Linked DNA regions of Homo sapiens: region 1 is linked to region 2. The links are chromatin contacts, found by Hi-C or POLR2A ChIA-PET in ENCODE. All regions are on one chromosome and are shown on one strand. Each heading gives the region's core, a stretch centred on a gene start or an enhancer-like site at or near the end of the contact. The rest is flanking DNA. Distances are from core to core; before and after follow the strand shown. Region 1 holds the start of TMEM218 (transmembrane protein 218). Region 2 holds the start of USP2 (ubiquitin specific peptidase 2).

Region 1 (4,171 bases), core at 1,282-3,781, 5.7 Mb after region 2:
CCATCAATCAGGGAACAGATACAATATTATATATTCATAATGAATACTTAAAATGAATGAAATTGATCTATATGTATTGATGTGAATATATCTCAAAAACAATGTTGAGTGACAAAAACAAGTTGCAAAATGGAACCCACAGTATGATACTACTTGTATTTTTAAAATTAAATACAATCTAAACAGTAATATATATTGTTTCTGACGAACGTATATACAGCAAAAGTATAAAAACATGGGCATAAACAATACATGACAATTTCAAAAGACTATTTGCCTCTGCAGAGGGAGGAAGGAAAGGGAATGGGGTTAGGAGTGGAAATAAAAGGGATCTGAACTAAATCTGTGATGTTTTATTTCTTTAAAATAAAAAACTTGAGCTGGTGTGCCAAAATGTTAATATTTATTAATCTGATTGGTGGAACATAGATATTATACTACCCAATGTACTATTTTCTGTTTTTAAATTTTTCGTGATAATTTTTAATTTTTAAAAAGGTAATGGGCAGCAGGATGCATATGAATTGGGTGACCAGTTAGGAAACTATTGCAATTCTCCAGATAAGAGATGATGAGGGTCTGACCTCCAGTCTTAGCTGTGTCAAGGGAGAAGGTGTTAGAAATGACACAAGTTTCTAGCTTAGTTGACTGAGCTGATGGTACTGCTCTTAAGAAAACAACTATTTAAATTTAATTTGTGCTATTCTGGATATTACACAAATAACCCAGAAGACTTGGACCAACTCTAACAGTTAGAATAGAGGGCAAATGGTAGTTGAAGCTGGCTGGCGCCATTAGAAATGTTGCCCTTCAATCCCCCTTAGTAGCTTAAGAGTTCGTGAGACATTGGATTTATATATGGTATGGCTTTAAAGTAATAAGATAAATATTCCCAAGCTCTTTTAAGAATGGAGCTCATAATTTTATAAGCAAACTATACATTTTCTTACTAAGCATAGAAAAGAAGGGCTGGGTATAGTATAGAGTGCTGCTATAGAGGAAGAGAGAACATCTAGTCATTTTTATCTTATTTAAATGTGAGAATAATATCTGTGATAATTTCCCATATTAGAATAGCTAAATTATTGTTATTGAGTACAATACAATAAAATATAAAAACGGGTTCATGCCATCATTAAACCTTCTTTGAGAAGTGATGGCTTGGCCAACCCGATTTCAAGGGTAAGTCCATTTACTTAATATCTGTGGCATTTAAAGCAGGTAGACTGGAGTGAAAAAAAATAATTTAAATTTGAACAGTTCAGCAGCTGACAACAAAAGCAACTACAGGGCTAATGTTTTCCTTCTGTGCTCAATGCTGTGAGGTTTTTCTCTGAGAGAGTTTGTTCAAAACCTTTTAGATGTGTGTGTTCATTTAATGGTTGTTTCTACATACCCTTTCATCCAGCTGTCAGAGAAAATAGGAATAAATGGACTGATCCCTGCACAGGTAACCTAATGGATTAAAAATACGGTACTCATCACCAGGTTGATCATCATGAGCGAGAATACTAACTGCCATTATAAGATGACTTATAAGATGACTTACTATCTAAGACAAATGTGGATTCCTCAGAGGGTAATGTGGCCTAAGTGCTGCTGCTGGAGGGAGATATCTCACCCATCCCCCGATTTTCACACTGACTCAAGCCCTTGAAAGCAACAGAAAACAGTGGGTTACAAGGAGTGAAGTGCTCCTCTGGAAGAGTCCTTTTCACTTTGCTTTATAGCTGTTTTCCAAACCTTCAAAAATAACGGGGGGGGGGGGTTACTTTCACACTTTTATGTTTCTACTTTAAACACTTCACTATCTTTTGAATTTTAAAATATTAGAATAACGCCTCTACCTTTGTAATTAGATAAAATGCAAGCCTGGGGAAAAAATCAGTTGCCAAGCTCCCAAAATGCCACCGATGTAGCATCTGCTCTTAACACGTTGATAGAAAAAGGAGGATCAGTAAACCTAGGTCTCTTCCTTGCATCCCTCTCCTGGACGGTGTTGTGGGTTGGAAGCGCTGCAGAGCCTCGGTCTATCCGCTCTCTGGATCTCACAGCACTGCAGCCTGGGAACACCCCACTTGAACTCTAAGCTTCTCCCCAACCCTGTTGCAGATTCAAACTGGCGACAGGAAAACAATGCCCCCCATGTCTCGTCTTCAGAATGTGCACCTGGCCACCTCCCAGGAGCTAGAGAGGGATTAAGGTCTCGGTCATAAGAGATCTGAATCAGGCACTGACACTTCCTTTTCTTAAGAGCATGAAACAAAACAGTCCTTCCTTCTCTGCCTCCAATTAAGTATTTATTAGCCGGGCCTTGGGTCCAGATCAGCGGTAAGGGTGGTCTGCGAGGTCCGTGCACCGCCGTCCGCCCACGCCTTCTTCCAACCACCTCAGCCCGACCCTCCACTTTTCTCCCTTCCCCGCAGCCGCCCCGCTTTCCTCACCTCTGCCCCCTTCACCTGGATCCACTCTCCCCCAGGCTCTACTCACACCTCAGATTCCGGCGCGTTCCAGCCCACGGGGCTCTGGTTTACTTAGGGCGAATCACAAGTGGGCTTTCATTTAGGTGATTTAAGATTCACTAATCAGCGTTGCTCTTTCAACGGCCAACTTCTTCCTCATTAGCTTACGCCTAGCGCGGCTCCCGGCAACGCCGAGCGCGGTGGGTTGGCTCGTCACCCTTCGTTACGCCCTCCGATTGGTCGGTGCCTGTCAGCCTTTGGACCGACCTCAGTTCGGTTGGGTAGCAGCGGTCCGAGCTGCACTCCCCGCCCCCCCGCCACTCCACTGTCAATCACACCATCTCTCCGTAACTCATTGGGCCATTGGTCAGTCTAGCCTGAGGGCGGGTTGTTGGGCGGAAGAGAGAGACTTCTTCCGGCCTCACTCGCTGTCACCATAGAGATTGCCCATCCAGGCAGCGAAGCAGCAGGGCCAGGCAGCTCAGATCTCGAACTCCAGAGAACTGCACAGTCATCTAGACATCAATGCCTTTTCCGGGGCCTGATGAACATCTCAATCCCCAACCCACTAGCTCGAGTGGGGCGCAAGATGTGGTGGACAAGTCAGCTCAGGCCCGGTCATTAAGTGTCCCCAACAACCCTCCTGGAGGGAACTGAGGACGAAGCACCAGTTGTAATAACGGCACGCTTCATTTATCTTTATCTCGACTTGTTTTATTTGGTATTTAATTCTTCCATTAGCCTTGCGAAACAGACAAAGGCAAAGATCATTCTACCCACGGGACAGACTGGGGAAGAGGCCCAGGGTCCATCAAGTAAACCCTCTGCCGCCAGGCTGCTGGAACTGGAGCTGGCCCACGCTATTGGCAGACTGCTGTTACCTAACTGCCAACTAAAGCTTGCCATGACTTTGCTTTGAGGCTATGGCCTGTTAGACCAAAAGATGCATCAATCAGGACAACCAAAGGAAGTAGGACAGAGGCTGCGTGCTCCACCACTGAATCAAGAAGGGGAAACAAACAATAATCAATACCAAATTGGAGAGCTGCACCGTTTGAACCTTTGACCTTAAACAAAATTTTAAGAAATATCATGAAGCAACCTATTCAATCTTAGAGCACTGAATCTCTGATTTAAGGAATTCTCCTGAATCACAGCTTTATGAACCAAAAAGAAGAAGATGCTTGAATTTCATCAACTGCACGTCTCAAATTTATTCAACTTTCGAGGCTTCATTTACAATCACATAAAGTAACCAATGATTTGTTGTGCGTTTAGCAACTTAACATTACTTGGCCCAGTGAGAAGCTCTGTGGCTAAGAAATCCTTTATTTTGATGAATTCATTTCACTGGAACTGAGTGTTGACTGCAGCTATGTTCTGTTAGGAACTGCGAAGATATACAAGAAATGAGATGTGACTCCCATCTTAATAGCCCGTGGTTTTGTAATGTTAGGTCAACAACACATGAAACAAGTAGGAAACACTTTAAAGCAAGATATAACAATGGGCCAACCCTATTGTACAATTAATTTCTCCAAAATATAATAATACTTCATATTTGCAGAACATTTCGTAGTTTCCAGAGCACTTCTTCCCTTGTATTATTTGGGGGATATTTTGTTATGGCTGGAATTAATGTGTGTGTCTTTATCATAGAGCTAGAACTAATGCTGGGTCCTAGCATATGAGTAGGAACAGGAAAGGTG
Region 2 (4,090 bases), core at 993-3,492:
AAGAAGCCATACAGTTAGCCCCACTCTTAATTTTGAGATAGAGTAGACCTAGAGAAAGAAAGCAGCTTGCTCAAGGGCATGTGCAGATAGCGAGAAGCAGAAAGGGGACTAGTACTCAGGTTTCAGTCCAATATTCTTTTCTAATGGACTTCTAGGCCTGGGATTGGAGGCTAGTTCTTTCCCTTATTGGCTCTGAAATAGTGGATAAGTCACTTAAGTTCTCTGAACCTTAGCTATTTAATCTGCAAAACGGGACTAATAGTAATAATAGTGGTCTATCTCAGTTGTGAGGATTAAATAAAATAATATTTGTAAATTTCATGGCCCATAGAGTTCAATAAACATTGATGATTATATTGAATACTTCCACTTCTTATTATAATTAGTGGTATTATTAATAATAGCGCCTTACCAGGTGAACCTTCCTAGGGAGAAAAGGAGGGTTACTCCTGGGGAAGTGTTCCTTTCTCTTTTTTTTTTTTTTTTTTTGAGACGGAGTCTCCGTCGCCCAGGCTGCAGTGCAGTGGCGCGATCTTGGCTCACTGCAAGCTCCGCATCCTGGGTTCACGCCATTCTCCTGCCTCAGCCTCCCGAGTAGCTGGGACTACAGGCTCCCGCCAGCACGCCCGGCTAATTTTTTTGTAATTTTAGTAGAGATGGGGTTTCACCGTGTTAGCCAGGATGGTCTCGATTTCCTGACCTTGTGATCCGCCCGCCTTGGCCTCCCAAAGTGCTGGGATTACTGCACTTTGAGCCACTGCTCCCGGCCGGAAGTGTGCCTTTCTAATGCCAGAGAACAGTCCCTTGGTTTTCTGAACTGACCATGTCCCATAACTGGGAAGGGCAAACAAGGCTTGCCATCTTCCTAGACGTCCAGTCCACCAAGCAGAGAAAGGCCAAGCCCATCTGGGCTCCTTCCCCCTTTGCCTAGAAAAATACGGCAAGTGCAGCTTCCCCCAGGCCACCAGGAGAATGCTTGGCCCCTCTGGGGTGGTTCCACTCTACCTGTGGGAGGGCTCAGGATTCCAGGGCCACAGAGCCGGGCTGGGCAGGGTCACAAGAGGAAGGAACGGGGTTCTTAGCCTCTCTGGCCTTGGTGCACTTGTCTGCTCCCAGGACGTTTCTCGATGGCTCTCCCCGAGGACTGGGAGTACCCAGCCTGGTGCCTCCACCCTGTCTTAGCACAGGCTACTGACTCAGCCCAGGTCCTAATGATGCACTTCAGAGGACGCCCTCATTCCAGTCCTCATTCTGACTCCAGTCTGACATGCATCTACAGCATCAAAGGAGGGGGCCTGCCTCGACCTTAGCCCAATCAGCTCTCCTTTCCTCTGCTTTACGGGGGTCCATCTGGGGGATGTTCTCATGCCCATTCCAGGGGAGGTGAGCAGCCCCTACCACTACCTCCAGCTCAGTCCCATTCTAAAGGCAGCCAGGTCAGGAGGTAGGATGTTCACTCTTCAGGGAAGGGCTAGAATGGGTTGGCTAGGGCTTCCCTTGACTGTTGAGAAGTTGCTCTCTCCGGAGCACCGCGTGCCTGCTTCTGGTTTGGGACTGGTGAGAATTTCAAAGCTGCCTCTTTCTGGTTTGGGATTGGTGGAAAATCTCCCCTTCCGCTTAATTGTTGCCCAACCCCCGCCCCTAACCCCCTTTAGCAAACTGACCGGGGAGCTTTAAGAGCAGCGAGTGAGCTGCACGCACACGTGGGGAGGGGGTTTGTCAGTGTCGCTCAGGCCACATACCACCGATATACACGGGGCACAGCGAGGAGGACCCGCCAAAGCAGCATTTCCTTAGAATACACTGATCAGCACACAGTTGGCTCTTCCTGGCACCCTGGGCTGTCAGCAGGCAGCCCTCACACAACTGGCAGACACAGCTGGAGCGTCCCTGCACAGCCGGCTCTCTCCCTATATTTCTAGTGTCCACTCTGCCCAGAATGTCGTGGACACCTTACTTTCTGAGCTCCAAACCGGCACTGATCCCCGAATCCCCCCTCCCGGATCCCCGACAGGTGGCACGTACCTGCCTCTTCTTGGAGTATGGACGAGTCGAACCGGGCACAAGCATGGAGCTGCGGGTGAGTCCCGGCTGGCGCTGGCGCGGCGCAGTGAGCACCAGCTGACGAAGAGGGCTCCCCGGCCTCGGCTCCTGCCTGACTCTCTCCCACCTCCGCCGGGGGCCCAGAAGGGACCTCCCCGGGAAATCGGCGCCACCCAGCGGGCAGCCGCCTCATCGCGCCTGGGCCGGCAGAGCCACACCCCGCGTCTCGCGTCACTGAGTCGCGTCACGGCTATTGGCTTGTTCCTACTGTGGCGTCATTAGAGCCCGGCCTCCGGCTGGGGCCACCCAGGCAACCGATATACACAGAGAACCACGTGGAGGAAAAGCACGCGAGTTTGGAGCGGGTGGAGCAGGAACAGAGGTGGACTGGAATGTCACACGACGGGGCAGCTGGAAGGTATTGGGAAAGAAGAGGCGTCATGGGAGAAGGCTCGGAACTTGAGCCCTGGGGCGTATCAACTTTCAGTTTTTAGGGAAGGCTAAACGTCCCCCACTCCCCTTCTCACTGGGCTGGGGGAGGTCCTGTTCCTCAGCCTCTTCTCTTTTTCTCTGCTGTCAAAGACACTCTCCGCTCATTTTACTTTCATGGGACCAGTGATTAGTGATGAATGCCTGAGTGGGTAAACGGAGGCACTGAGTCAATGAAAGAATTCTCTTTGGTCTTTTCAAGAAAAAGCCGAGACAAAACTTGAATTTTTGCTGCTCCCATTCCTTTTATGTAACCTTCTCCCGACTCCCCCGATGTTGATGAGGAAAATCGCACAACCAGGTAGCTGGGTACCAAGGCGAATCCAGGTTTTCAACTTCAGCTGCTCCATCAACCCTTGCAGCTGCCGTTAACTCCTCCCATCTTCACCATAGATCTCTCTCTCCATCGCTACTCTCCTCAAGTCCTTCCTTCTCTTCTATTTCCCAGAGAAATCAGACGCAATCAAGAGGGGAATTCTTAAATTTCTACCTACAAACATGTCTGAATCCATTCTTATCAGGAGCAGTGAAAGAGGCACCCCTGTTCTTGTCCAAGGCACGATTCCCTTCTTGATTTCAACTCTTGTTTTGTTTTTGTTTTTGTTTTTTGTTTTTTTGAGACGGAGTGTCGTCGCTCTTGTTGCCAAGGCTGGAGTGCAATGGCGCGATCTCAGCTCACTGCAACCTCCAGGTTCAAGCAATTCTGCCTCAGCCTCCCAAGTAGCTGGGATTACAGGCGTGCGCCACCACGCCAGGCCGATTTTTTTTTTATAGAGTCTTGCTCTGTTGTCCAGGCTGGAGTGCAATGGCATAATCTCGGCTCACTGCAACCTCCTCCTCCCGGGTTCAAGTGATTCTTGTGCCTCAGCCTCCCCCGAGTAGCTGGGATTACAGGAGCCCACCACCACGCCTGGCTAATTTTTGAATTTTTAGTAGAGACAGGGTTTCACCGTGTTGGTCAGGCTGGTCTTGAACTCCTGACCTCAGGTGATCCACCAGCCTCAGACCCCCAAAGTGCTGGGATTACAGGTGTGAGCCACTGCACCCGGCCCCAGCTAATTTTTTGTATTTAGTAGAGATGGGGTTTCACCATGTTATATTTCCTTAGGGCCCTCATTCCATCACTTCATTTTACAGATGGATATTGGACATGCCAGTCACTCTTCTAGAAACTGGGGATATAGCAGGGAACAAAACAGGCACAATCCCTGCCCTCAGGGAGCTTACATTCTAGTAGAAGCAGGACTAAATAAGTAGAATATGTAATATGTTAGATGATGCTAAGAGCTATGGGGCACATCAAGCAAGGAGGAGGTGCGTTCGGAGAAGGTAACATTCAAGTGACCTGAGGGAGGCTAGGCGTGAACTACACATAAATGTGGGGAAAGAATGTTCTAGGCAGAGAGAAGAGTAAAAGTAAAGGTCCTGAGGTGGGAGCGACCTGCCACTTTCGAGGAAGAACAAAGTCAATGTGGCTGGAGTGAAGAGAGAGAAAGATAGGGAAAGAGTGGGAGACGCGATCAGAGAGGTCAGAGAAGGACCCAGCCTGTAGGTCCCC

The links. Hi-C counts contacts between places; a loop is a spot of excess contacts on that map. ChIA-PET counts read pairs that join two places held with the same protein, here RNA polymerase II (POLR2A). Pooled maps may share reads with other maps.
Region 1: a loop to region 2 is called in a pooled map, with 14 times the contacts of the local background. The contact joins the promoter of TMEM218 here to the promoter of USP2 in region 2. A Hi-C loop is called at or near these places in 5 of 50 pooled maps. POLR2A ChIA-PET finds 5 or more read pairs at or near these places in 2 of 52 experiments (activated CD4-positive, alpha-beta T cell and activated T-cell).

Annotation. Positions count from the first base shown.
Region 1 is chr11:125,109,095-125,113,265 of GRCh38, forward strand. TMEM218 (transmembrane protein 218) reads right to left here and starts at 2,532. Exons shown (of 5, transcript NM_001258244.2): 1 at 2,445-2,532. RefSeq lists enhancers at 2,227-2,316, 2,672-3,584, 2,947-3,126 and a silencer at 2,787-2,856.
Region 2 is chr11:119,379,448-119,383,537 of GRCh38, forward strand. It overlaps USP2 (ubiquitin specific peptidase 2), which reads right to left and starts at 2,243. Exons shown (of 13, transcript NM_004205.5): 1 at 2,026-2,243. USP2-AS1 (USP2 antisense RNA 1) reads left to right here and starts at 2,331. Exons shown (of 4, transcript NR_034160.1): 1 at 2,331-2,461. RefSeq lists an enhancer at 1,321-2,310.